Regions from separate parts of the Mus musculus genome. Here region 1 is linked to region 2. Evidence: chromatin loops called from intact Hi-C (ENCODE). Cell type or tissue: left cerebral cortex. All regions are shown on one strand. Each heading gives the region's core, and the rest is flanking DNA. Links, peaks and the distances in the headings are about the cores only.

Region 1 (15,537 bases), core at 3,845-11,844, 1.8 Mb before region 2:
CACATGTAAATTTTATGTTAGACTCCAAGGATGGAATTTTTATAAGGTCAAATCCAGACCATGATGGCTAATCATTTTGATTTGACCCAGGAGGTTCGTTCTAAATGTTTGCCATCTATCGCTTTCTTCTGAGATGGCTATACTGCCCCCTACTCAAGACCAGATGAGTCTTGTCTACACCAGCCTCACCCATCCTTGCTATGTGAGGCAATACAATATTTAATAAATAATAGACCCACTCATCCCCCTCTAAACAAAAGGTGATACTTGGCAGACATCAGGAACTCCTTGAGAAGCTGAGACTGTGACGGTTGATTGACTTGGTTAGATCTTGCTGTAACTCCAGACTCTAATTACAGTTTATCTAGGAAAGTCTTTAGCCCTAGGAATAGCCATTGCTTGCTCACCCCTGTGTCAGACCTAACATCTGGGGACTAACAAATTTCTCGGACTATGTTTACAGAACCCAGTCTAATCCACCCAAAGGGTAAGATTTACCAGAGAGCATCTGAGGTGTCTAACTGAGACTTCTCTGCTCTGTTGTAACTAATTAAGGTTTCCACTAATGTGTTTGAAAAAAATGCCTTGATTCATGACTTTCTTTACTATAAAAATAATTCATGAAACTACTTAGAATTAAGAATTAAGTAAAATACGGAATGTGAGGAAAACCTAAATCTGTGTTCTCAGGGTCAAGGTCACTTGTATATCACTGTAAAATAAACTCTTTTTTCCCTTAAAAAAAAAAAAAAAGAGTTGTGCAGACTTTGGTATGCTAGTGTGACCATGTTTTTTCAGACTGATTTTAATATTGAGCCCACATGATATTAAACAGCAATTAAGTGTAAGAACTAAGGATTTATGCTGGAGCATGGATTAGAAGCAACCTCCAGATTTTAGGCAGCAGATGGTTAATTCTCACAAGCATTTTCTTGTTGTCTATGAGATTCTCTGGCCACTGCAAATGTGCACATTTGCTTTCATGCATTTTTATTATGGAAAAAATCTATTTCTAGTACTTTAGTAAAAAATATTACTAAACCATAATAAGAGAAAGATAATTCAATTGGGTATACTACTAGAAGTTAAACCATAAAACACACACTTCAGAATTCCAAATGCATTTTCATTTTTCATTTTAAAATTCTGATTTAATAATTTATACTCCGTAGCCACAGTCATGCAGCCCTAGAGAATTCTCGCCATGGGCACTGTAACTCTGCCTATAGTCAAGTAAACGGTTTTCCTGTGATTTTTCCATGAAGAAATAATTTCAAATTTGCTTCCTTGTGACACCCAGAAAAAATTCTTTTTTCCCCTCTGTTGCATAGTTGGCTAATATATTTAAAGGATATAAAATGGCCTAATATCATACTGAACAATTCTTTTTTTAAATTTTTTTAATTAGGTATTTTCCTCATTTACATTTCCAATGCTATCCCAAAAGTCCCCCATACCTTCCTCCCCCACTCCCCTCCCCACCCACTTCCACATCTTGGCCATGGCGTTCCCCTGTACTGAGGCATATAAAGTTTGCACGACCAATGGGCCTCTCTTTCCACTGAATAATTCTTAATAGGAGCAATGTTTTTCAAAAGTGTCTAGTTTAAATTAAGTAAAAAATATTTATTGGTTGGTGGTCAGGGTTAATTTTACTCATTACTGGAAGAAGCTAATTTGATTTAAATAAAGGTGTTTGTTTTTTAAGATTGGGCCTCGCTCTGTAGCCTAGACTGACCTTAAATTCATGGCAATCCTGCCTCTGCCTACTGGATTGTGGGATTATAGGTATAAAATATCACACTCAATATCACTAATGCCTTTTCATGGTTTGGCTTTTTTTGTTGTTGTTGATATTTTATGTGGAAACATTTTTGTATTAAGACAGACCTATTGGTTTTTTTAAAAATATTTTAAATTAAATTAATTAAATTATATGTATTTGAGTATATATGTGTATACATGCACTTGCCTGGCATGTTAAACATAGTAGTCAATTTCTGAAGAAGAAAAAACCCAAAAAAACAAAACAAAATGCTCGGTGGGGAAAGGTACTTCCCCTCCCCCACCCCTGATTATGCAGAGGAAAGAACATTTTAAGTAATATATATGTATTCTTAAATTTCACTCATAATAATCATCTTTTGGTATATCCCTATTTTACCTATCCATTTTAGAAGCTAGCCATAGATGAAAACTGTTCACTATCTTGCTCAAGTTAGCAGCTAATCAATGCTACCTTTGACCCTGCAGTCTCTTTCATTTGATAGACTGAGGTATTTATCTACAATCTATCTTCTGAATGCAATCTTGTCATTTCAGAATGATATCAGATCATAGAGGTCACAATTTCAGTTTGGCGCTTTGCAAATGTGCAGATACAAGATCAGAAATTAAGATAATTGTTCAAAGTCTAAGAGGAGATGGCATGGACAGTAGGTTCTCTGCAAAGTGCTATAGAGTTGCCCTCAGGACATGCCTGAGTTTACTATCATCTGTGTGTAATGGAAAGAATCATAAAGTCATTTTTAATTTCTCTGATATGCACTAGGCATCTATGAATAGATACTGATAATGTTTGTTTTTTAAACAAGCTCACATTTTGGGCTTATCATGCAAAATCATATAATTACACCTTTCATATGTTTCTGATTGTTGAGTTTGGGTGATGTATGCTCGTATGTGATGATTTGTACAATCATTTAATGTGCTATTTATAACTATTATAGTGCTATTGCTAAGTGGTGATATGAACTTTGGCAAAGAATGGCCATGTTAATAATATGACCTCATAGAGTTGGGAAGAATAAATATGATTATCCATGCAAAACTTGAAATTATACCTGCCACTTTGAAATAATTCTACATATTACAAATTTTCTTTCTATTAATATAAGTAATTTTGAAGAGATCTAAGTTAAGGGAAAATAGCATTTCAGCATTTTACAAGCTAGCTACCAGATTGTTAACTATAATGTGTTGTTCCACATTAGCATATATGGTTTTCATTGATTATGTTGAGATAGACCTTGGAGATTGTGCCTGAGAGGACATTACCAGAGAAAATCAAACTTCAAATACTCTTTGCAGACTGATTAAAACATAAGTATTTGGAGGTGGTGACACCTGTGACAAATGGTTGAAGTGTGTCACTGGAGAGTATGTTTTGAGGGACATTTTGAAATCCTAGTCCCTTTTGGTCTCCACTCTGCTTCCTGGTTGTAATGAGATGAACGTTTCTGCTGTCCCATGCATGGCTTTGCATCTGTGACAGAAAGAAAGCTCTGAAATGATGAACAAAACAAATGCTTCCTCTTTTATGTTGTTTCTGTCAGGTGTTTGGTCACAGTGACAGTGAAACCAACACAATAGTATGTGACAGAGATGTCTGTGTGAGTGAGATGCTAAAAAAAAAAGTTCTAACATTGTTAAAACAGTAAAGTAAGTGTTTTTCAGGCACGACACCTCCAGGAGGGACAGGAACTCCTGTGACCCTGTGACTGGCCTTTACAATGCAGGAGAAAAACTGGGATGAACTGTTATCACAGCAGGGAAAAGTAGAGACTTAAAGCTGTAGATCAGGTCTCTCTGAGAAAAGGGTCCAGAGAACCACACACTTGTAATTCGGTCAAGGCAGGAATCCTTGGGAACATTTGCTTCCCAAATTACACCTTTCCCCAAATTACCAGTTGAGAAGTTTAAGTTCACGCAGTAAAATGAGTTTCATCAATTCTACACTTCTATTGTTCGTCTCTATTGCTACCCGACATCACCTCACTTCCTAATTAGAAATTGTTTTCTCTCCTACTTGGACAGCAATATTGTATCATAGGAACTACATTTACTTATTAGTCTGTCCTCTGAAATATCATTTAGGAGATTCTTCTGAAGAATGACAGGGATTGGACAGTCACTGGCAGCAGTAGATGTGATCGATTGATGTATATGGTCATTCTCAGGGACCTACAGAAAACCCAGTATTGCCTCCATTTTTATTTACTTCTCTGGAAGGAAGAACTCACATTGTATGCAGCCCTAGGTGGCCTGAATATCTCAGCGTAGAGTAGGCAGCCCTTGAATTTGCCAGGGATTATTTTGCTTTTGGCTCCCAAGCAAGTTCTGAGATTATAGGTGTAGACTGCCACATCTGGTTGATGTTTTCCATTTTACTCCATTTCTAAGTTTCAGAACAAATACCTTTAAAAAATCCACTCACTTATTTTAGTTTCTAGTATGCACTGCTACTGAGTCTCCCACAAGCCATTACCCCACATCCCTCTATAAGTAGTTGCATCCGTGTGCATGTTCTCTCAGTTGATTCTGCCTGTCCCTTATCCCACACAACCCTTCCATGCCCAGGCCCAGCTGGGTCCTACTCATTTACACACTTTCTTGGTGAGTCCTTCGTGTCCCAGTCCCTGGAGTCAGCTGAGAGTGATGATAGTGTGCCTTCTCAGTTACCACAAGATTGGATCACTCAGTCTCCAATAATAACTCAACACAGAACATTTGAAGGGGCTGATCTATACACTCTTTTGATTGGATCTGAAACTTTGGAGAACATGAAAAACAGAACCAAACTTTTTAAAAGGCAGACCAGAATTTCCTATGAGACATACAACCAATGAAACAAATGCACATACCCAGGGCTCATTGCAAAAATACAAACAGTATGGTCTTCTGAAAGTACTATAGAAAAGTTCACAAGATGAGAATTGCTTAGAAGGACTCCTAGGCACATAATTTAAGAGAACAATGGAAAAAGGGATCCATTAGTTGAGGCAGCTTTAAAAGGGCAAGAATGAAAACCTGGATGAACTGAAATAGGCAAAGAAGAAATTCTTGGTTAAAGATTAAGAAAACACAAGTGTACAGCTGATTGAAACAACAAAGACAATCCATGATTTGAACAATAAATTCAGTAAAGAGAGAAAAATGCTAAGAAAACTCAAGCTGAAATGAAGAGGGACTTGAAAATTTTAACAAATGAATTAGAAAACTCGGGGAAAGAGCTTTCCAGAGGTATATGTCAAGTAGAAGATGGATTATCAGGATTTAAAGATACAGAAAAAGAGTTAGAGCACCCACAGGATATGACAAAAACAAAAAGGGATATGGAGGAATTTGTGATACCACAATACAAAGACAAAAATCTATGAATTCCAGGCCTAGAAGAAGGATTCCAGGCCAACTGGGTACCAACTTCCGTGTTAGTCACATTTCTGTGGTGATAAACACCATGTCTGAGTCAACTTATCAAAGAAAGAAGGCATAGTATGGTTAGAAATTGTCCGTTTAGTGGAGAAGGATGGAACATTAAGTGGGGGAGAGGAGAGATGGGGCAGCTTGCTGTTTGATGTAAGATGTGGAACTTACTCATAGAGTGTCAGTTTGAACAAAGCCTTGTGAAGAAATCGGGCTGGCTGACCATGCTTTCTCGCCTCCTTGTATACTTAGGGCACACCAAGGGTCAGCACAATAAGGAGGATACTTCAGATACACGCACTGAAGGAACAAACACACTTGCATTGTCAAAGAAAAACTTCTGTGAACAAAGATAGAGGAGTAAACAATGCTTTATATGTAACATGACACGGAGGCTAAGCTCAACTCCCCAAAGGGCTGGTGATGTGAAGAGCTGGGATGAGGGATTGCTGAACCATCTGCTCCTGCTATTGGCTTCACTGAAAAACAAAACATGTGATAAAATGGAAACCGCTGTATTCTCCCCACCTTGGGCACTGTTACAACTGCAGAAGAGAAAGTTAGGCTCGGGGCTGCGGGGGGGGGGGGTGCTGGAGAGATGGCTCAGGGGTTAAGAGCACTGACTGCTCTTCCGAAGGTCCTGAATTCAGATCTCAGTAACCACATGGTGGCTCACAACCATCCATAATGAGATCTGATTCCCTCTTCTGGTGTGTCTGAAGTCAGCTACAGGGTACTTATATATAATAAATAAATCTTGGAGCTGGGTTGCGCAGGGGCCAGAACAAGAAGAAAAAAGAAAAGAAAAGAAAGTCTCTCCCTGTCTTAGAAGGTAAGAGAAGTGTGGTGTAGTTTCCCTTGAAGATTACATCTAGTAGATTGTCCCTGAATTGAAAATCAGGTGCAGAGGTATTGCTAAAATCTAAAAGGGGCATTTACAATGACAACTTTCCTAAGATAAGTGCTCTAAGAAAACTGAGGTTAGGAGTGGCGAAGGGGGAGCAGTTAAAAAAATCTCCTTACAATTTAGAGATGCTCCTGGGAATGTTAAGGCCTTTGGGGGTATTGTCTTTGAGTGAAGGGGGGTATGGTAGGTAGGCATGAACTGTGTGGTGAGCTCCAGAAGTTAGTCTTGCCCTGGGAGAGGAGGGAAGGCATTTGAAATGTTTGTGAGGAGGAATGGTGTATTGTCCATTTATTTCTGAGGAACTGCCGAGGCTCGTGCACTCTAAGTGGGAGAGGAGCTGTGGCCTCAGGGAAACCAGCTGAAGGCTTAACACTACAAACCAGAGATTGGGTGTGTAGGTCAAGAGGTCAATTGTGTGACACATTAAGAAAAGGTTGAGTTCTGATGCATTTAACAGCATAGTCCACAGACTTTCCCATAGAATTATTGAGGAAGAAAGACTTCAAGGTTAATTTGAACAAAGGGGAGAGTAGAATTTGAACTCAAAGAAATTCTAAAAAAAAAAAAAACCTAAAAATCAACCTATAGAAGCAAAGCAATAACAAAGCTCAATGCAGTAGTACATATTTGTAATTCTAGTGGGTTGGAGACAAGTGGATGCTTAGGGCTTACTGGTCAACCTAGCCTACACCATGGTTCCAAGCCAGGGTGAGGCCCTGGCTCAAGAATGTGAATAGTTCCTGAGGAAAAATATTTGAAGTTGATTCATATATGCACAGGAACACATACATACACAAACACACAGGACAATGAGGGAAGGAAGAGAGAGAGAGAGAGAGAGAGAGAGAGAGACAGAGACAGAGACAGAGACAGAGACAGAGACAGAGACAGAGACAGAGAGACAGAGAAAGAGATCAAAGGGAATGGCAATTGAAAATATCAGTGAATGTATCTTACAAAAATTTTTTAAAAATGTATTCATAGCCTACAAAGTTATCAACACACACTGTTATTTACTACTTAAAGTGTAATTATTTATTTCTGAATATAGACCTTATAACAGCCATACTTTAGTAACAACAGAACCAAATCCTCAAATAGAGCTTGAAAATAAGATTGAAATGGGAAAGGCAAAAACTACAGTTGGTGACCAAAACAGAGTTGCTTCCTTCCTTCCAACAACAACAGAGGAGAGAGACTCCAAAGGAAGAAATCGATCTAGCCTATGGGTTTCCTGACAGGCATAACCACAAAAGACCCTTTCAGACTCACTAACTTACAGAGAGGCCTCCACAATGCTCTATGCCACAACTTTGCCCATAACTATCTGCTCAACCTCAGACTCTTTTCCAGTAAAGTCATGATGACCAGGATTATTGTTTCAAAACATTTGATGGAATTCTTATTTGTGCCAAAAAAAAAATCTCCCTCTTTGCTTCTTTGAGCGCAGCTATGGCTTACAACAACACGAATATTCTCATTGCAATGCTGTTCCTAAGTCAATCCCATCATTCGAGGAGTCACAACTTTCATTTAAGTTGTCATAAATTGAAGGAAAATAACCGCCTCGTGATCGCTAGAGGGCAGCACGGTCACAGAAACGGATCGTAAATCTAGCCCGCCTTCCCAATAAGACATTTTGTTTGGACACATTTATTTCTACCTCGCTGATGCTAGCAGTAGGAGCCTTCAGAAATGAAAGTAAACAAAGCATAACCTTTTCATCGAAGAGACTTTATAGGAAGAAAAACGATATTTCGTTTTCATAAGGATTTGGAGGAGCTATAATGTAGCTTGGGGGCGTCTATACTATTTGAAAATAAAAGCATAAAGAAGGATAGAGCAGGGAACACCCCAAGGCATATTTTCCTCTTGATGCCTGGGCTGAAATCACGCTAGCAGCAATGAATTGCGTGATGTTAGAGAAGAGAGCAGCCTAGGTCGCCTCCGTTCAAATTTGGTATTCCTCTCCAGGGCTAGGCTACAGCTTTGGTATATGTTCCTTTTCCAAAAGAAGATGACATGGTTGCCCTGTGGCCTTACTAAAACCGGCAAGTCATAAATGCTTGAGATGGGGTGAGAATCTCTTTCCATCAGGGAATAGAGGAGGATGCAGGAAACAAAATCAGAAAAGAAATTGGGTCAGGCAGAGAGAGAGAGAGAGAGAGAGAGAGAGAGAGAGAGAGAGAGAGAGAGAGAGAGAGAGAGAGAGAGAGAGGCAGAGTCAGAGTCCAGAACAGAAGCAGGGCTAATAAACGTATGGAAATGTCAAAGGAGGAGTACCTATATTTACAGCAAGAACAAAAAGGGCACAAGATTGTGCAAAACTGGGATTGTATTTTGTTATTTGAAAACATAAATAAAATATACGAGAGGTGACAACCCATTTTGGGCATGAAGGATGCTGTTCAGTGGAGATTTTGAGTTATTATATGATAAATCAATTAAGGAGTGTGTAAGGGTAAGAAAGAGGCACTGAGAGACCGTGTGCCATTTCAAGATCATCCTCTGTTCAACAGTTGACTATAAATACATTAATTCAAGAAATCCTTTTTGATGATGGTATTTACAAACATGATTCTCACAAAATGTCCTTGTTACATTAACAACATACCACACCATCAGGGGTATAGAGAAGGCTATAGATACACTTTTATTGCCTTTTAATTTGAGATTATAAGAAAATTATATCATTTGCTCCTCCCTTTTCTCCCTCCAAATTCTTTCCCAATAGTGCCTGGAATACCAGAGCACATGAGCTCATAATAAAATCTTAATTCTTCTTACTTTTTTCCTTTCTTTTATTCGTGTGAAACGTTATTAGGCTTCTATTACACAGCCAAATTCTGTGGACTAGAAATTGAATAGCTGGTCAAAACCAAATGGTCCCTGCTCTTTGGAAGTTTGGGAGGTATATGAAATTCACAAATTGTATAACATCACACTGTGATGACTTGTCAATCCTTGGCCCAGGGAGTGGCACTATTAGGAGATGTGGCCTTCTTGGAGTAGGTGTGTCACTGTGTGTGGTGGGGCGGGCTTTAATACCCTCATACTAGCTGCCTGGATGTGATGAGTATTCTGCTAGCAGCCTTCACATGAAGTAGAACTTTGTTATGGAAAGTGATTTGAATTTTGTGGACCTGGCATAAGAGGTTTCAGTAGAGAGTTTCAATATGTGTCTCTAGACAGTTTTTGAGGTATTTTGGTGAAGAATGTGGCTGCTTTTTGCTCTTGTCTGAAGAGTATGTCTGAGGCTAAGGTGAAGAGACTCAGATTAATTGCATTGACAAAGGAAGTCACAGAAATGCCCATCATAGACTTTGTTCTCTGGTTAAGTTTCATGAAGAGCATTTTAAACAAACTGAGAAAGGAAAAATATAAAAAATATATTTCGAGTATTAAAGGGGCCCCAAGAAGTGAAATGGAGCTGAATCCTGAGTTTAAGGAGATAACAAATTAAGGGAGTGGAACTTTGGGGCAAGATCCTACCCAGTTAAATTTGGATCCAGGCATGGCGGTACACACCTTTAATCTCAGGAGACAGGAATGTAGATCTCTGAGTTCAAGGTTAATCTACAGAGCAAAATCAAGGACAGCTAAGCACAATCAAGGACAGCCAAACTTAGGCAGTGAAAGAGTTGGAAAAGAGGAAGCTAGTGATAATGTAATTGAACAAGGGAGCTATGTTCCACCTCCTGCTAGCAGTAGAACTCAGGCAGCTTTGGCTATGTGTCTCTGGCTTTATAGTTAAGGGGAGAAGGAGACTACTGGGACAGTTGGTGCTAGTTAGCTGGAGCTAAGAAATTAGTGGTGACAGCCTCCAAACGCTGACACCATTGCATACACTAGCAAGATTTTGCTGAAAGGACCCTGATAGAGCTGTCTCTTGTGAGGCTATGCTGGGGCCTAGCAAACATACAAGTGGATGCTCACAGTTAGCTATTGGATGGATCACAGGGCCCCCAATGGAGGAGCTAGAGAAAGTACCCAAGGAGCTAAAGGGGTCTGCAACCCTATTGGTGGAACAACATTATGAACTAACTAGTACCCCAGAGCTCGTGTCTCTAGCTGCATATGTATCAGAAGTTGGCCTAGTCAGCCATCAGTGGAAAGAGAGGCCCATTGGACTTGCAAACTTTATATGCCTCAGTATTGGGGAACGCCAGGGCCCAGAAGTGGGAGTGGTGCGGGGAGGGGACTGGGGGGGGGAGTGTGTGTGGGACTTTTGGGATAGCACTGGAAATGAAATTAAGAAATACCTAGAGAGAGAGAGAGAGAGAGAGAGAGAGAGAGAGAGAGAGAGAGAGATATGAACCAGTGAGTTTGTTGGGATTGTTTACTGTTTACAGACTCTTTTCTTTTCTTTTTTCTTTTCTTTTCTTTTCTTTTCTTTTCTTTTCTTTTCTTTTCTTTTCTTTTCTTTTCTTTTCTTTTCTTTTCTTTTCTCTTCTCTTCTCTTCTCTTCTCTTCTCTTCTCTTCTCTTCTCTTTTCTTCTTTCTTTCTTTCTTTCTTTCTTTCTTTCTTTCTTTCTTTCTTTCTTTCTTTCTTTCTTTCTTTCTTTCTTTCTGTTTTAGATTTATTTATTTCCTCTTATTTGCATGACTGTTTAGTCTGTACTTATGCATTTGCACCACTTGCATGCCCAGTGCCTGCAGATGTCAGAAGAGGCCACTGGATCTCCTGGCATTGGAGTTATGGATGGTTGTAAGCCACCATGTGGGTGCTGGAAACACACCCCTGAGACTCTTCAAGAACAGTCAGTTCTTTTAATCACTGAGCCATTTCTCCAGCTCCGACTAGTGGCTTCTCCTCCTCCTCCTCCTCCTCCTCCTCCTCCTCCTTCTTCTTCGTCTTCAAATTGGATGTTTTATTTGTTTACATTTCAAATATTATCCCCTTTCCGGGTTTGCCCTCTGCAAGCCCCCTATCCCATCCCTCCTTAGCCTGCTTCTTTGAGGGTGCTCTTCCACCCACTCACCCACTCCTGCCTCACCATCCTAGCATTCCTCTACTTCACAGGACCAAGGGCCTCTCCTTCCATTGATACCAGAGAAGGCCCCTTTAGCTCCTTCAGTCCTTCTGCTAACTCCTCCATTGGGGTCCTGGTACTCAGTCAGATCTGCATCTGTATTGGTCAGTATCTGGCAGAGCCACTCAGGAGACAGCTATATCAGGTTTCTGTCAGCAAGCACTTCTTGGCATCAGCAACAGTGCCTGGTTTACAAACTCTTTTTTATTTTTTTAAACTCTTTTTTTTAATTTATTTTTTTAAAATTAGGTATTTTCTTCCTTTACATTTCAAATGCTATCCCAAAATCCCCCCCCGACCCTCCCCCCGAAAGAATGTTGGTGACTCAAAGGTAGGTACATCATCAAAAGGCATCACGGGTGATGATGGGCGACTGTACTGGCTAATTTTGTGTCAACTTGACACAAGCTGGAGTTATCACGGAGAAAGGAGCTTCAGTTGGGGAAATGCCTCCATGAGATCCAGCTGTAAGGCATTTTCTCAATTAGTGATCAAGGGGGAAAGGCCCCTTGTGGGTGGGACCATCTCTGGACTGGTAGTCTTGGTTCTATAAAGAGAGCAGGCTGAGCAAGGCAGGGGAAGCAAGCCAGTAAAGAACATCCCTTCATGGCTTCTGCATCAGCTCCTGCTTTCTGACCTGCTTGAGTTCTAGTCCTGATTTCCTTCAGTGATGAACAGCAGTATGGAAATGTAAGCTGAATAAACCCTTTCTTCTCCAACTTGCTTCTTGGTCATGATGTTTGTGCAGGAATAGAAAGCCTAACTAAGACAGGTGACTAAGGAAAGCCACACCCTTGGAGATGTGCAACCTACATGCTGGAGTGTCTCCTCTCCACACAACTGTTTGTTTTTTTTTTTTTGTTTTTTTTTTTTTTTGCTTGTAGTTGTTTGTATGTGAAACCTGATAGTTACAGGATTTTGAACACTTGGTACCCAGCGCTTATTAGTGTTTGTAGGTTTAGATGGTGCAAAGATTGGAAGGGTGTCACTATGGGTAGACTTTGAGATAAAAAGCCTTGCACCACACCTACTTGTCTCTTTCCCTGCTTTATACATAATGTCCAAGACGTAAGCTCTCAGCTTTCTACTTCTGTTGCCGTGTGTTTGATGCTGCATCTTCCCGGATGACGAACTCTTAAGCCTTGGAACTGTAAGCTCAAATACATTATTTTTGTTTTTGTTTTGTTTTTTTGTTTGTTTTTTTTTCTGAAATTTGTTTTGAATCTTGGGGTTTTAATCACAGAAACCTAATGGATACATTGCTTTTATTCTCTTTGAAGCTCTATGAATCCTTTAAATCTTGGGGATGAGGGGTGGGGTGGGGTGCGGAGGGGCAGTGTTTCAGACCTTGTAAGTTTTATTCATTTCCCTGTTCTTAATGACTTCAGTTTGGAGGAAATATTTATGTCTGTTTTATGATACTGTGGTGTGAGGAGGGAGGGAAGTCCTCAGTGGCCCTGCCAAGGTGTTCTTCCTGAGGAGAACTCATGGCTGCATGGACAGGCCTAGGATAAAAGGAAGGTTGGAGGAAGGGAGCAAGAACAGGTACCTGGAAAGGAGTATAGACAGAGGAAAGGGGCAGGGAAGGACAGAAAGAGATAGGAGAGAGAGAGAGGAAGAGGGGAAGAGGACAGACATCTGAAGACATTTGGGAAGAGAGAGAGAGGGAGAGAGTAGATGTGGAGGACACACGCACACACACACACACATACACCACACACAACACACACAGACAACACACTACATATACTACACACACATACACACCACCACACCCCACACACAATACACCACATCCCCCTGACACACACACACACACACACACACACACACACACACACACGCACGCACGCACGCACGCACGCACGCGCACACACACACTCACAAACAGCCCTTAAATGTGAGCCAGGCTCCTTCCTGGCTGTTGCTAGGTAACTGTTGGGTAGAGGCTAGAGGAATTCCTAATAAGTCACACAACAAGGTCCTAGGAAATTTTCCACACCAATGTAGAAGCTTTTAGTCTTTACCATTTGATAGTTCTTTCACTTTTAACAATGAAAAATGACTCTTGTATTGGTTAATGTTTAGCATTTCCATTTTTAAACTTATGCAATGTATGGGTCTGTATGTAGGTTTATGAATATGAGTCCAGTGTCCATGGAGGCCAGAGGAGGGAATCAGATCCTATGAAGTAGGGGGTAGGGGTTGTTGTCACCTACCAGTGAAGATGGTGGCAAGCAAACCCAGGTCTACAAGAGCAATGTGTGCTCTGAACCACAGAGCCAACTCTCTAGTTCCTACCAATTGAATAGAATTAAATGCCAACTTGTCACAATCTAGAAAAACCTGAGGATAGAGCATCAACTGAAGATGTATTGAAGTCAAGTTGCCCTTGGGTATGTCTGTAGGCATTGGCCTGGCTGTTAACTGACATAGGGAGTCCTAGCCCACTGCATGCAGCCCTAGTTGATAGGCTCTTCCCTTATCTAGGTAGGGCAAGAGAAAGCTAGATGAAGCAGAAATAGAAGCAGGCAGCAGGTGTGGGTTCATCCCTCTCCACTCCTGAGCCTGAGTACCTGCGTGGGTTCCTGCTTTGCTTTTTCCTCAGTGATGGAACTGCAATTGTAAGCCAAATAAGCTCTTTCCCCTCAAACCAACTACTCTTAGTCAGGGCATTTGTCACAGGACCAGAAATGGAACTTAACTAGGAGAGTCACTGTTGTTACTATATTGTTTCCACTGGAGGACTCATTTTTACCTGTTATGACAAAGGGGGAAAAAAAAACAGTAGTGAGAAATGTTCTTTTAAAGCTTTTTGTCTTTCTGTTTAGAATTTATGCCTGCTACTTGGTAGATTCCATCTTTTTGTTTAGAGAAAGGGAAGAAAAAAAATCTCATTGCCTCTAAGTGCCCTGAGCATTTAAAAAGAGGTTGTTCTCAAATCTTATCGCCACTAATCAGTCAATTTATAAAAGACCAAGCTAGACACTTGGAAGGACAAAGAATACACCTCCAGTTTGGATGCAGCTGCCAGGTAATACAGGTGGACTATGAACATTGCTATATCTATTTTTGCCAAAGACAGGTAGAGGTTAGATGATGCTTACCCCTGTCAGCCTCTTAAACAAATTGAAGGCCAAGTCAGCAGAGGGTTAAGTCAGTGAAGGGAACATTTGGCCAAGCCTTAATAGTGTCTTGCACAGAAGTAAAAGAAACTTGTCGAAACCCTTTGCCTGACCTCTCTAATGGTTTCATTATTTGTCTTATAACTCGAGAAAAACGTTCAATCCATCTTTAGGGCCCATGGCAAAGTCTTTTAGCTGCCCTTGGAAATCCATTCTCCCCTTTTCCCCAACATAAAGCTAAACTACATTTAATAGCTTCTTTATAGTTAGGTAAGGGCATGTGACCATGCTCTAGGCCATCACCAGAGTGATGGATGTACTTCTAGGGCTGGCACATAAAGTATGCTAAGCTGCTCTGTCATGTTTCCTTTTCTTTTATGGCTGTACAGGATCATAGTCTCCAGATGAAGTGGAAGAACACATACCTGGATCATGGCAAAACCTTTGTAATTCCAAGTCCTTAATTATGCAGAAATGGCTCCCCAATCTTATTCCAACAGGCATATTTTGAAGATTCTTGCAATATATCTCTCATTCATCAACCGTTGAATTTTCTTGGTTTTTCTGCTTTTAAGCTCAGCTGCACTAAATTTGAATGTGCCTTATGTACTCTTCAGGAGGAAAAGATGAGACGATTTGATGGTTATTGCTACAATTTCTGCAAAACACATGGATTCTGAAGTATTTCTGTATTCACACATAAGAATGGACTACAAAAGTAATGAAGATGGGAGTCAGAGATCACATCGCCTGTCTGCGCTTCGTACATGATCATGAGAATGAGGCCATCAAAAGAATCAGACAAAACAGAGAGGGGTTTGTCAAGTACATGTCTCAAAGCCCTTCCTCCAAAGTCAGCTATGCTTCACTGGTCCAGGACAAAGGACACATCTAAGGGTGGTTTTCGTGTTCCTCATACAATGATAAAAATCATACATTTGCATTTTTAATCCATAGTAAATATACCTGACCTGATATCCCTCAAGAAGCTTTGCCTTTCATATCTTGAGTCTAAATTATCATGGACAATCCATATTTAGGGATGTTAGAGATAGTTGTGAAGTACAAGAATACTGCAAAGATATAAAATCTCTTCTTTGAATTTATAAATACTTTTTATTCAGTTTACCCTAATATTGGGTTTAAAGCCCATAAGGCTTCAGATTTTTTCTTTTCTTTGCTCATAAAGAATGTGAATATATTTACCCCCACATCTCTCCCCACACCCACCCTGTGGTTGTGTTAGTAGGTGTATGCTTTGTATGTA
Region 2 (15,537 bases), core at 4,218-12,217:
CCTCCCTCCCTCCCTCCCTCCCTCCCTCCCTCCCTCCCTCCCTCCCTCCCTCCCTCCCTCTCTCTCTCTCTCTTTCTTTCTTTCTTTCTTTCTTTCTTTCTTTCTTTCTTTCTTTCTTTCTTATATATTGGTTATTTTATTACATTTCAAATGTTATCCCTCTTCCCAGTTTACTCTCCACAAGCTCCCTACCCCTTTCCTCCTCCCCCCCCCACCCCTGTCCTCTATGAGGGTACTGCACCACCAACCCACACACTCCTGCCTCAGTGGCCTAGTGTTCCCCTATCCAGGGTCACAAAGCCTCCACAGGATCAATGGGGCTCCCCTCCATACAATGCCAGATAAGGCAACCTCTGCTACATATCCTACACTTCTTTAAGTGCTTCTAGGCCATCTGAGATTCCTCTGTTGAGAATTTTCTGTTTAGCTCTGTAACCCTTTTTGCAATTGGGTTATTTGGTTGTTTGGATTATAACTTCTTGAGTTCTTTATATACTTTGGATATTAGACCTCTTTAGGATTTGGTGTTAGTGAAGATCTTTTCTGAATCTTTAGGCTGCTATTTTGGCCTGTTGGCATTTTTCTTTGCATTATGTTCAAGGTTCTTTCCAACTTTCTCTTCTATTAGATTCAGTGTATCTGGTTTTATGTTAAGGTCCTTGATCCACTTGGAGTTGAGCTTTGTGAGGGTTGATAAACAAGATTCTACTTGCATTCTTCTGCATGCAGACATCCAGTTAGACCAGCATCATTTGTTGAAGATGTTTTCTTTTTTCCATTGTTTGATTTTGCTTTTTTTTTTTGGCAAAAAACCAAGTGTCTGTACGTGTGTGGGTTTATTTCTGGGGGTAAATGTCATAAAATAATCTGATAATCTGTAATTTTTAAATAATTTAAAAGCATAAAAATACTCATAATTTGTCAATCTTAAGATTTGAAATTTAAAGTTAAGATTATGTAACAGCCTCCAAATTAATTTAGAAATATTAAGGTAATAATTGCTTACAGGAAGGTAATTATTTTCTCTGTAAAAATATATAAAAGAATCATTAGTTTAACATGTAAGCATCTGCTTTATGAGTGTATTAAATCTTTATTAATGACTTTCCTAGGTATACTTGCATAGACATGGTTCCAGATGTTAACTCTATAATGCTTTGTTGAAATTAAGGTACCCAAATTAAATTAGCAAACACTTTGTGATAGTAGCACAATTTAGTTTTCATTTAACTGCACAATATTGTGGCCACTTTTTTTTTTCACTACATGGAGAACAATAAAGAAGTCTATATTGGATAATGCTGGATTCTCTAAATACAGTGTCTTGCAGTGAATACAATTATCATTCTCTTATTTTCATTATGTATACAAGTTTTCTATAGCATTTATCTTTTAATACTATAGCAACTATTTAGAATTTATTCTATAGTGAATGTAGATTTGCACACATCATTATCTTCCATTTTCCTTTATGCCACCATGTCATTTATCCATACCTTTCTGACAAGAATAATTTACCAGCATAATATGTTGACATCTTTACGGAGAAAACATCCAAATCATGTTCTTCCGCTATCATAAATGTAACACTTTATGTGGTAAAATCTTACATCATTGATTGCAATTTTTTTAAATGATTACAGCCGCCATAGTTATCACAGGTTTAGTAATTGCCTAGTAGAGTCAAAATGGTTGGTAGTGGGTTTATTCTACAGATTTTAAAATTACTAATATGATGCAATAGTTAAAATAGAAAATGTATGGTGAAACTTTATTTAACAAGTTGCACTGATCTTCAGCTGATAGTTTAAAATAATGTGCAATTAAATGAAAACTAAATTGTGCTATTATCACAAAGTGTTTGTTAATTTAATTTGGGTACCTTAATTTCAGTGAAGCATTATATATGAGAGTTAACACCTGGAACCGTATCTTTGCAAGTATACCTAGGAAAGTCATTAATAAAGATTTAATATACTCATAAAGCAGATGCCTACATGTTAAACTAATTATATTAGCTGCATTCTCTTCTATGTAATGGCTAGAGCATATCAATACCATTAATGAGGAAACTTTTTCATGAGTAACTTTCAATGTTATCATATTAGATAATATATTTAAGTAATGAGTTTTAAGGTGTATAAGAAGAGTTCTGGCCCTTATTGTTAGTTCATTCGCACATTTAATGCAAGGGCACAAAAAGATGAGTCCAACTGTGTTGGGAACAAAAAAAAAGGGGGTTCCGGGGAGGCGTGGGGAGAAGTGGGGGAAGAAAAGAGACCCAACATCTGGCCAGAGTTCCTGTGCTCTGGGCAGGCAGAGCTGCTGGCACTTTCCACACGCCCCTGGTGGGCATGCAGGGACTCTGAGTGGTCACCCTGTAGCCCTGGGGCTATAGGAGAGAGGGATAAGGGAAGAGATTCCCAACCCTGACCTGAGAGTGCACAGCGGATCTTGATGGAGCAGAGACTCTACGGTTTAAGAGCTTTATTATAGAAATGCAGGGAAAAAGACAGAAGGGAGAGAGAGGAGAGGAGAGGAGAGGAGAAGACAAAGAGAAAGGAGAGAGGAGAGAGGAGAGAAGACAAAGAGAGGGGAGAAATGGTGAGAGTGAGGGATAAGAGCGGAGAGGTAAGAGGACAAAAGAGTGAGAGAGCGAGGTGGGAGCTGAACACCCCTTTTTTGTGGTCTTCACTGTTGCTAGGTAACTGGGGAGGAGTTTAGCCTGAAGGTCAGAAGCTTGGGCCATTGCTTACATGACTACTGACCATGCTTCTCTTGTGGGGGCTGTGGGAGGTGGTAAGTTAGGCAGGGGCCAGAGTTCCAGGAGCAGGAGGGAATGCCTACCGTGACATGAAAGTGAATTATGACCATCAGGGTTCAGACCTCAGCTCAACTGGATACCAGCCTGCAATTCCCCACACAGCTGAACGTAGCTCCCTGTCTTGCAATTCCAATATGAGGATGGGCAGGGCTTTTCTCCGATAAACTGCTAATAAAATAAGTTCTTAGTGATCTCTCTTCTCACACAGTAACCTTGAAGACGTAATACAATTCCAGAGCTTCAGAAAGCACTTATAAGCTGTCAAGTCCAAGACTTCTGAATGAGTTATATCATATTATTTTATGATCAATAAAATGTATGCATAATTTTTAAGAAAGTCTTTGGAAATGGGGCATTTCAAATGAGCCAGGTCAGCATTAGATGGAAAATTCGAGAATATATGATTGTTTTGGCAAGTTTTCTTCTTTTGTTATGACTTGCTTATTCTAGACATTCCCTTAGGGTGATGTTTGTCATGACAAGCTATGAGCTGCTCCAGAGATAATAGGATGTATTTGGAAAAATAAGATGTGAGAATAATGAAATGGTAGAAAATGACAAGGGATGGAATCGCAACTAATCTGTAGCTATATATTTAATTCTCATAATTATACTCAAAATTCTACATTTCTCATGCTCATTAGTTTCATCACAAAACATTCCGTCTTACTTATTTATTCTGCTCATTCTTTGAGACAAGCAAAAGAGGGAAAGGAAGAGATGTCTCAATGTTCATGTGCAGCATTTTCATCTGAGTACAGAAAATCTTATTCGAACATTTTATGTCTTCTCTGTAATCAGACTATAAAAAGTTTGGCTGCTAAACAATGCTCACACAGTTGAGAGTCTCAAGACTGATTACTAAGTGATGGAATTAAATGATATACAGGTCACAGTTAGTAAATCTAATTAAAGCAGAACTATAATGTTAATGAAAGTCAAAAACTATTTCCCAACCTGCTCTCAATTTGCAGTCCTGGCCCTGGTTGCCCATACATTACATCAGAGTGTTTTTCTCAATTTTTCATCAGAAAGTCAGTGAAGAGATTATGCTGTTATTCTTCAAATAAATAATGAATCCTATCATATTTGACAATTCATAATGCCCAGGAAAGAATGAGGATAAAATATTTCAAGTACTTTAAATTTAGAAAATGAAGTTGCATATATCACACAATGAATATTTAAAGGTGTAACAGTCTACACAATCATTTATGGTACTTTTCAAGAATATTGAAGATATTGAAGCTAGATGTAGTGCACAGTCATACTACTCTGACTACATCATGCAAAATGATTTTTGACAATGAAATAGAGATTTCCTAGAAGCAGTAGTTGAACATGATCTTTTACTTCAAACTTATACTGGATTGTCTGTGGGGACTAATTAATGCCTAAAGCCACATGCACATGTTATCTGTACTATTATCTTTATCTTACCAATAAGAACAAAATATTTAGTGCTGCAATAAGATTCCAATTATGATTCCACTTTCTCTACAAATATTTCTGATCATAAAATGGCATGACTACACATTCTTGGTCTCATTCTGTTGCTCAATGAAGAGTTCTTTTCTTTTGTTATGATACCCACTGTCAAGTATAATGAAGTATGAACAGATAGGACAAGAATGTTTAAAAACAATAGTCCTGTAGGAAATTGGTTCTCGTTAGTTAGATGTTACTATAAAAATCAGCTTGTGATTAACTAGTGTTGTATCATGGCCACCAGAATAAGCAAAATACAGTAATTGTGAAATGCTAACAATGGAGAAAAAACTAGTGACAATTGGTTAATGCTAACAATCGTCAACCAACAACTTTCTTTGACATTAATTTCATATTGTAAAACATCAGTATGCCAATATCCACAGTATAGCTTATTGTAAGATAGAAGACTAGATACTAATTGTACAAATGTTGGTTAAAATGTAAATACACATTTGGGTAATATGAACAACTCATTAAATAATAGAAGCCATCAGTATTTTCTTTAAACATAGTTTGATAAAATAACTAAACACATGTCAAATCACTAGTATAAAATGATAAATATTGTTCTAAAATTCCTCCAACAAGAAGACAGGGAAAAACAGAGAGAATCACGAGAAAAGCTTAAAATCAGCCAGTTGGAGATGAGACCGCTCTAAGAATCAACAATACATGTATAATACAGAAACAAGGGGCAGTGTCAGACTTAGAAATGATTTTAATACTTTTTGTAAAAACAAATAAAACAAAACAAAACAAAAAACATAATGTTCTCCTACTATTTAAAGAATAAAGTAAAAGTGAATGTTATCTACCTCTAATCTGATGTAATTTCCAAGACTTGAAGTTTACAGATGCTATTTTAAAATGCCAAAACTGAGAGGAAGAGAGGAAGGAAAAAAGAGAGAGTGACATGAAGCTAAGAAGAAAAAAACAAACCATACAATTCACTAAACTTTAAATTTCATACACCTCATTTTAGAATACAAAGGAAATTTAAGTAATTTGTTTAGATGGAGATCTCTTCTTCAGGAGATTTTGCAGATTTTCTGTCTTCTACTTTGCAATTTCTACTTACAGTATCACATTGCTTTTGTTGAAACATGTAATTACAATTAAACAAAGTTATGGAAAAGGTCCTCTCTAATTCATCATATACTTAGGTGAAATTCGTGAGGTAGGATAATGATTTTAGCTGTGTTGTGTTGTGAAGTGGCTTTCAGAGACTTAAGGCCTTAATGAAAGTAATATTTATTCATCATCAACATCTAGTTTTCTTATTTAAAGCCCATGAGAACATCAAATTTCATAAGATTTTATACAATTTAATAATCTGCTAGTTAGTTTGATTCAATAATGGAGCTTAGCTGAGTTTAAAATTCACTGCATTGTATTACCCTAATCATGACTCATATATAATTAAATAATATAAGCAGGAGGTCTAGGAGGTTCAATTTAATATTGTGAATCCTCAATTTTTCTTGCTCTAAATGTAAGAATGTATTTCCCCCATGGTATATGATCAATTGTACAATCAAAATAAAATGTAATATTATACTTTATGTCTCTATGGAGATAAGATTGATCCAAAGATAATTAAATGATTTTGAGAAATGAATACATAAAAATTTGTGATGTGACTCTTGCAACTCATAGTGTATAAAAGATATTTTAGAAGTTAAAGAATTCATGATTTTTTTTTTAGAATAATGAGTGGTAAGTTACACATTTTATCATAGGTTAATGATAATCTCTTCTCTTAGAGTAATACAACCCAGGGGGAATAATTTGAGTCAAATAAAGATGATTCAATTTACAGGGGGAAAAAAAACAGCAGAAGCAAAAATCAATGGTGACTCCTATCACACCTTTTATCCCTAATCATTTAAAACTCTCATCAAAGTTTGACTAATACTACTGAGTGTGGCAATAGCCCCTGAAGGAGTTCAGTTGGTCTCTATGCTACATTTTTTTTTTTTTTTTTTTTTGGCCTGAACTCATTCATTTCAACTGGTGCAGATTTTCCTTTCTTGTTCAACTCCAGAATGAAAGAAAAATTCATGGAGTTCTTTGATATAGCAGCTATTTTTAGCTACATTTAGAATTAGCTATTTTCAGCTACATTTAGAATTAGTATTCTAGAATCACCGTCTATTTTCCTCTCCCCTCAAAGGTGATATTCATTTGACACAAAAATATCTTCTAAAATTTTTATACAACCTCAAAAATCATTATTTTCATCTATGTGCTAAGAGAGACCATGGAAATATGGAGATGAAGGCTAGGAAGATATTTCTTGTGCTCATGTCTCATTCCTAAGCCATCAAACAGATCTCAGTAGAACTATATGGATAGTCTATGATGATTGAAGAGGCATGGCCTCCTTACACAGCAAGGTGCAAGATCTTTGATCTTCACATACTTAACCATTGTTTTTCTTTCAAGATACAGATCTCCTTTATCATAGATATACTTGGTCTTGCATGTCTTTTGCAGACAAGAGGCCTTCATTTATAGATTTAAAAAATCAAAGTTAAGCAGGAATCCATCTTAGGTACTGACACTCAACCAGATAAGTTGATAATAGAAATTTTCTAGGGAAATTCAATTCTGGTGAAAATTATTTGTGAGGGGCTGTGATGAGGAAATGCACAGAAGAACAACATAACAATTTAAAAAGCCAAGAATAATGGTTAGTCGCTATGCGTGTGAGGTTGAGGCAGGAGGATCACCATGAATTTGAAGCTAGGCAGAGCTACAGTGTGATATCCTGTCTCTGACAGAAAACCAATTGTTTCTATTTTCATCTATGGCTCTGTGAAGGCTTTCACTTATTTCCTGTCATCATTGTACCAGACTGACAAACAATGATGCCCAATGTGCAGCCATTACGTGAGTCAGTTTTTATAACGGGAAGGCAATCACGGAGCAGTTTGGGGACTTATTTCAGCTGAATTTAGCCTGTTCCCATATTTCTGTAGGTTTTGTAACAAGTGACTGTGTCTTCACCACCAAGGTTATTCTTAACATAATTTGGACCACTATAAGGTAAATCAAAGGATTGTGTAGATGGGCATCATCCCTGCATCATATAAGAATTACTTTCTCCTTGCTTGTCTCCATGTATGAGGGGTGGGCAGTGTTTGAGACATGTTCTTATAATGTTTCTTGCCTGTTGTTTGGATTACATTTTACAAAATAAAAATTCAATCTGAAGTTTATAAACTGTTTTCTATAGCACAGAAACTATGACCCTCTGTTCACCCAAACTTTTCAAAATAATAAGCCCAACTGTGTTCTGTGAACCTTCTAAAACCATGAAATGAGTGTGCTCATGTTCTATCTTAATTGGTGTTTTAACAAAGTGTTTTAACAATACAAAAATTCTTCCCTTGAAGTACTGCAATATGAACACAGTACATTAGTAGTCTGCCTTATTTTAAAACAAAGAAACATCATAGATGCAGAGAAAAGATTCTGGTAGGACATATGACTCATCTAATTTTTATTTCTGCAAACACACCTTACACTCTCGGGATTCTGTCAATGTCACTGATGACATATAATTTAGTTAAAACTTGTTGCTTACATGCATGCATGACAAAAGATAGCCAACATCTTTTTTCAGAGAATATTTTATAATTCTTAGTTTACCCCAAGAAAACAGGGGGTTATATACAAATTTGTAGAAGGAAAAAAAAAAGGGTCCAACTAATTACAACTACCTCCCATTTAAATCCGTCATGTAGAGGAGTGATTAATTTTAATTAATCTACTTTTGTAAATAGATGACTTCAGCTAGCTAGTGTTTACAGTGGAGAACTATTGTTGTATCTTCTTGTGAATGGGATTTCATAACAAACAGAAGTGTTTACTGCGTATTAATAGTGACCATTCTGAGGAGGTGACAGATGTTGGCTGATTAGTAATGTGTATATATGAAACATGTGAGAACTGATGATCCTTTCGATGTTTGTTTTAGTGTGTGCCATTGTATAAATCAGACCATTACTGTATCAGAGTAAAAGTAATGGAAGTGTATAATGAGAAATAGCTACCTTTCAAAATAAATGTTTCAATAAATTAAAAGCTGATTCAAAACAATATGACTCTACTTCTACAAATCTGAATGACTGTGTTGCAAATTCTTAGATTTAGTGCACCATCTAGTGTTGAACTCCACAACCAGCAGTATGAATGTCCCAATATTTTTCTTTTCCTTGCTATTTCAAATTGAATGTTTATTGTAACTTTATCACTGCATTTATTAGTAGTTTATTTGACCAACATTCCATAATTGAAAAAATATGCTTACAAAGAAAAAGCAAAAATATGAAGTCAATAATTGCATTTCCTTTTTTACCATTTTTTTTTTGCTAGACAATAGTAAAGAAAAAGAACCCAGACTTATACAATAATATTATGTGAACAAATATATACTAAATTGAAAGTAAAATACAACACATTTGTCAATTCTATTCCCAGTACTAAAGTTTCATTTGCTGATGAGAGATATACTGTCTCCTCTGCAATTATTTCCAATAAAAGAAAAATATTAATTATTATGCAAGCTTCTGTGGAGATATGCAGAGATAACAAACTACAAAATATAAATAAAACCATTTTAAGAATAATTAATTATAGCATCTACTTTGAATAAAGAATCCTCTCCTTAACATGTACAATAATATTAAATAGTCCAAATAAACATGCCAATTAGGGGTGAGACACTCAAGGAAGGTAAGGTAATTGTATTACGGATTTACTGCTGTGAACAGACACCATAAACAAGGCAACTCTTTTAAGGACAACATTTAATTGGTGCTAGCTTATAGGTTCAGAGGTTCATTCTATTATGATCAAGATGCAAACATGATAGCATTCAGGCAGGCATGGTGCAGGAGAAGCTGAGAGTTCTACATCTTTATCTGAAGGCTGTTAGCAGAATACTGGCTTTCCGGCAGTTAGGATGAGGTTCTTAAAGCCCACACTCACAGTGACACACCTACTCCAACAAGGCCACACCTCCAAATAGTGCCACTCCCTGGGCCACGCATATACAAACCATCACATTCCACTTGCTCGCCCCCATAGACTTGTTCAAACACATGAGTCTATGGGGGCTACCTTGTCATAGCACAATCAAAAATGTACATTTAGTCCAACTTCAAAAGTCCCTATAGTCTATAGCAGTCTCAAGAATGTTGTTGTTGTTTTAAATAAGTGAACTAATTTACTTTAAAAAGAAATGTTAAAAACAAAACAAAACAAATTGTTTTAGTCTGACTGGAATTAAGTCATGCAGCCTGAATGAAGTTATATGTGTGGAAACTCACCAGCGGTGATGACATTTACAGTTTAGGAGCTTAGAGTAACATATTTTTTTCTCCAATAAATAAGGTAGAGAAGATTTAAAAAGTACAGTAATTAAAAACAAACCAATCAACCAACCAGTCAGTTCTCCCAAAGCCGAGATTTTCACAATTCTTGCCAATTTCTTAGTTTTCTAATTTTTTTTAAAGATTTATTTATTTATTATATGTAAGTACACTGTAGCTGTCCTCAGATACTTCAGAAGAGGGCATCAGATTTCGTTACGGATGGTTGTGAGCCACCATGTGGTTGCTGGGATTTGAACTCGGGACCTTCGGAAGAGCAGTCGGAGCTCTTAACCACTGAGCCATCTCGCCAGCCCAGTTTTCTAATTCTTATTATGAAATTTTCAAATAATACATGTAGGCAAGGAGAAGAGTGCAGTCCTTCGCCTCATGGCCGGTTGCTCCGATACTCTAGCATTTCCTTAATCATTGTCATGTTTGGAAACCAATCCCAAACATTGAAAGGTTTTATCAGGAAGTACTTATACTCTTACTGATCAAATTACGCAGAAATAGCGTTTAGCTTCATTGAAAGAAGGAAAAACAAATTCCCTGTAGTTATTCCCTGACTTGAGGCTATCATACATGTTTATTCGCCCCTGTTGGTCACTGCAGCTGTGGTTTGGATAATGTCCATTTAAGCCAGTGATGTACCATTTGAGTACTGTATGTGTTCTTACATATAGACTATAGAAGTGTTTTATTTTTGAAAAGAGCTAAACTATTCTGTGGTTCTCAATTTAATTTTTGAAAACTAGACTATAGTTCTAATATGTTTATATATATATATATATGCAAGGTAGAAAACTATAAAACAAAATATAGTATTCTTAGAGATTGGAAACAAAAGGAAATAAGCATCAAAGAAATGCAAATCAAGGGACTGAAATAAGTCTAGAGATTTAAATTCACAATAAATTAGACTATATTGTTAATGAATACACTCAACAATGTTAAAAGTCCAAAGTCTTGTCTGAAATTTATCTAATCCCTTAACTGTAATCTCCAAAGCAAGACAGAGAAGCAGCTGGAAACCTCCAAACATCTCCATGTCTGATGTCAAAGTGGTCTTCAGATCTCCACTCCTTTTCACCTTTGTTGGCTGTAACAAACTTCTTTCTCCAGGGCTGGTTCTGCTACCTGTTAGCTTCCCTCAACAGATAGCCCAGGGCTCTGGCACCTTTTACATCTTGAGGTTTCCAAGACAACTTCAATGTTACTGCTTCTTGTTTCAGTGTCTGGGATCCACGAATGATTTTCTGTGCTCCTTCAAAGGGCTGACATCACTTCTCCATCTCTGCTTTTTGTAACACTCTAAGTTCAGGTTGATCCACCCCACTGCTGTTTTTGGTTATCATCCCATGGTACTGTCATCTCCAATACGCTGGGGTCTTCCACTGCAAGGTTTCATTAATAGCCTCTCATAGGCTCTCTTCATGATGCCAAACCTCAACTTCTTCACATGTCCCCTTCAGTTCTGGGCCACCAACTGCAGCTGAGGCTGCACTTCACCAATGGCATTCCATGGCTTCTCACACTGCCAAGCCTCAGCTGTTCTTCATGACCCCTTAATGCCTTCAAAACTACCACCTAGGAGAGTCTTACACATTACCAAGTCCAGCTGCAGCACAAGGTACAACCTTGGCTATCTCTGGAACACAGCTTCTTTGTGCTCTCAAAAAACACTTTTCAGAAGATTTCACCTCAGTGATGCTGGTCTCTTTTTAAATTTCTTAGCTCAGCTAACCAACATCAATTATTCCAGTAATCCCTTCTATTCTGGACTCTAAATTCTGAGCTACATGGGCAAAGCCTCTTGCTAAGGTTGGAATATGGCCCCTTTGTTCTATTACATTACCATCAGCTTTCTGTTTTCCAACTTTCACTTCCTAAGCTTGGCTGTCCTGGAACTTGTTCTGTAGACTGACTTTGAACACAGAGATCTGCATACCTGTCTCCTAAACATTGGGATTAAAGGTGTGATCCACCAAACCTGAATTTAAGTTTTTCTTCACCTAGAACTTTCTATGTTCTAGGCTGGCCTTGAACTTAGAGATCTGCTTGTCTTTGCCTCCTGGGATTAAATGTTTGTACTACCATGCCTGGACCTAAACTTAGCCGGGTTGCATCTTGCCCCAAGGTGACTACTCCCTTAGTTTAATTTAATATCCTTGAACACATGATTTAGCTCCATTCCACTTCCTGGTGCCCCTTTAATTCTCCAACCATATATTTTGTATTTTTCCTTTCTCAACTTGCTCATTTTCACTAAAATGTTCTTCATAAGAATGAACTTTAAGTAACCACACAACAGAATTACACCAGGCTGTTTTGAGACTTCCTTTTTTCAAAGCAATTAATCTAAACCTCTTCACCTTAGACTCAGTCAGACTCTTAAGACAATGGCAAAAAATCAGTCACATTCTTCAGAAAAATACGACCACAAAAACAGTATCTAGGCCACATAAGGAAATGTTTTTCCAATAAAACCAGGTTGGCACAGTTCAAATCACTCAGAGGAACAAAGCCTTCCATATTCCTTCTAGGGTATTCCATTAAGTCCCACAGAAACATTCCAGTGGTTTCCTTATCCAAAGTCCCCAAATCCACGTTCTTCCAAAAAACAATAAAACAAACGAAACAAACAAAAGCATAATTAGGCCTATCACAGCAATACTCTACTCCCTGGTACCAAATTCTGCCTTAGTTAGGGTTTTACTGTTGTGAACAGACACCATGACCAAGGCAACTCTTAAAAGGAAAATATTTAATTGGCACTAGCTTATAGGTTCTGAGGTTCATTCCATTATCATCAAGGTGGAAACATGATAGCATCCAGGCAGGCATGGTGCAGGAGGAGCTGAGAGTCCTACATCTTTATCTGAAGGCTGCTAGCAGAAAACTGACTTTCAGTCAGCTAGGATAAGGGTCCTAAAGCCCACACCCACAGTGACACACCTACTCCAAGACCACACCCAGTACAACAAGGCCACACCTAATCCAACAGACCACACCTCCAAATAGTGACAGTCCCTGGAACAAGAATATACAATCCATACAGCCATGTTCACACTTCTGTTACTTGAAAGCCAGTTCTGAGTGGGTTCCATCCAGGTAGAAGTTTTACGAAACCCAGAAATTTCTCATTACATAAATGTGGATGAATTTAGGAAGGGATAGGAAACCATAAGAGAATGTAGAAAATTAAGAAAAACTGTTAAAAAGAAGTCAGTGATAAACACAAATAAAATAATATTCTTACTTAATAGGATACAATGTCCCCAAATAATTAGAGAAAATGAATTTCACATAAGTAACAACTCTACACAGTATTGAAACTATTTCCTTTGATTATATTTTTCAATAGAAAGAATAAAATTTATACTATATCTGTCATTAAATAATGAATTAATCTCAAAGAACTAAAAGGAAAGATACATTTACTGGTGAAAATGCTGTTAATGAGATGTCAAAAACAGCATTACTTATTTATCATGGTAAATATCAATAATAAATGTGATTTGAGGAAAATCTATTCTTAAAAAGTAGAAACATTTAAGTAAGTAATGCAAATACTTGACAATTATAAATGGCTATGCTTTGTATATTTAATATATGTATAAATTAATAAAGAGTAGATATAAATGGGCATTTCACATGGTTATCAAATATGCAAATATTGTTACCAAACACATTTAGTATCCTTAACACGAATAGTCTAAAATAATGATAGTGATATAAATAGATGAAATGTTTGTGAACCATAATCTTCAAATTTGCAAAACTTCAGAAAATTAATTGTTAGTTTGACTTAAAGGGGGGATACAAATTGGAAAGGAAGAAGTCAAAGTATCACTATTTGCAGATGGTATGATAGTATACATAAGTGGACCCCCAAATTCGGTCAAAGAACTCCTATAGATGATATTCAACTTCAGCAAAGTGGTAGGATATAAAATTAACTCAAACAAATCAGTAGCCTTCCTTTATACAAATGATAAAACAGGCTGAGAAAGAAATTAGGAAACCATACCTCTCACAATTCCCACAAATAGTATAAAATATCTTGGTTTAACTCTTTTTTTTTAATTAGGTATTTTCCTCGTTTACATTTTCAATGCTATCCCAAAAGTCCCCCATACCCACCCACCCCCAATCCCCTACCCACCCACGCCCACTTTTTGGCCCTGGTGTTCCCCTGTACTGGGGCATCTAAAGTTGGCAAACCCAATGGGCATCTCTTTGCACTGATGGCCGACTAGGCCATCTTTTGATGCATATGCAGCTAGAGACAAGAGCTCCGGGGTACTGGTTAGTTCATATTGTTGTTCCACCTATAGGGTTGCAGTTCCCTTTAGCTCCTTGGGTAATATCTCTAGCTCCTGCATTGGGGGCCATGTGACCCATCCAATAGCTGACTGTGATCATCTACTTCTGTATTTGCTAGGCCCCGGCATAGTCTCACAAGAGACAGCTATATCTGGGTCCTTTCAGCAAAATTTTGCTAGTGTGTGCAATGGTGTCAGCGTTTGGAAGCTGATTATGGGATGGATCCCTGCATATGGCAATCAATAGATGGTCCATCTTTTTGTCACAGCTCCAAATTTTGTCTCTGTAACTCCTTCCATGGGTGTTTTGTTCCCATTTCTAGGAAGGGGTAAAGTGTCCACACTTTGGTCTTTCTTTTTCTTGAATTTCATGTGTTTAGCAAGTTGTATCTTATATCTTGGGTATCCTAAGTTTCTGGGCTAATATCCACTTATCAGTGAGTACATATTGTGCGAGTTCCTTTGTGATTGGGTTACCTCACTCAGGATGATGCCCTCTAGGTCCATCCATTTGCCTTGGAATTTCATAAATTCATTTTTTTAATAGCTGAGTAGTACTCCATTGTGTAAATGTACCTCATTTTCTGTATCCATTCCTCTGTTGAGGGGCATCTGGGTTCTTATTCTTACCAAGCAAGTAAAACATACAAGAACTACAAATCCCTGAAAGAAGATCTTAGAAGATGGAAAGATCACCCATGCTCATAGATTGGTAGGATTTACAGTGAAAATAACTATCCTACCAAAAGCAATCTACATATTCAATGCAATCCCCATCAAAATTTCAACTCAATTCTTCACAGACTTGAAAATAGCAACTCTTACTTTATATGGAAAAACAAAACAAAACAAACAAACAACAGGATAGCCTCAGGGAGTGGGAAGAGGGGGACCCTCTAGAAAGTACCAGAACCCCGGGAGGTGAGACTCTCTCAGGACTCTTTGGGGGTGACCTTAGCCAAAATGCCCAACTCTGGGGAGTGGAAACTGGAAGAGTCCACCTCTACAGAGGCAAAGGTTTACTAAGCCACAATCAGAATTTCTGACTCAATACTGTTCCTGTCTAAAGGAACTGCAAAATTGGAGAAGAGACTGAAGGAAAGGTGGTCCAGTGACTGGTCTAACAACTTGAGACTGATCCATCTCATGCTAGGGCACCAAAGCCTGACATATTGCTTATGCTTTGATGTGCATATAGAAGTGAGCCTGGCATGGCTGTCCTCTGAGAGGTCCTACCAGCAACTGAGTGAGACAGAAGCAGATACACCCAACCATTGAACTAAAGTTGGGGAACCCTATAGTTGAATTAGCAGAAGGATTGAAGAGGCTGTAGGGGAGAGCAACCCCAAAAGATCAGCAGTCTCAACTTACTCAGACCCCAGAGAGCTTCCAGAGACTGAGCCACCAACCAGGAGCATACACAGGCCCGTCTGTGGCTCCTGGCACTAATACAGCAGAGGTCTGCCTGGTCAGGCCTCAGTGGAAGAGGCCCCAGGGAAGGGGAGACATGGTGTGT

What was found. Peaks named below come from ENCODE experiments on the same cell type or tissue, not always from the same donor. Only the 100,000 strongest peaks of a DNase experiment are listed, where the experiment ranks them.
Region 1: a loop joins it to region 2, with 5 times the contacts of the local background. A loop is called at or near these places in 8 of 42 quality-filtered maps.

The regions. Positions count from the first base shown.
Region 1 is chr10:100,622,231-100,637,767 of GRCm38, forward strand. No RefSeq gene overlaps it. Among named protein-coding and RNA genes, the nearest start is that of 1700017N19Rik, 38 kb to the left of the region's middle. In left cerebral cortex, for the core only: a CTCF peak has its summit at 7,702 (motif pointing right); a DNase peak (open chromatin) is centred at 7,714; H3K4me3 peaks cover 460 bases; H3K27ac peaks cover 388 bases.
Region 2 is chr10:102,409,596-102,425,132 of GRCm38, forward strand. No RefSeq gene overlaps it. Among named protein-coding and RNA genes, the nearest start is that of Mgat4c, 43 kb to the left of the region's middle. In left cerebral cortex, for the core only: a CTCF peak has its summit at 8,500; a DNase peak (open chromatin) is centred at 8,482.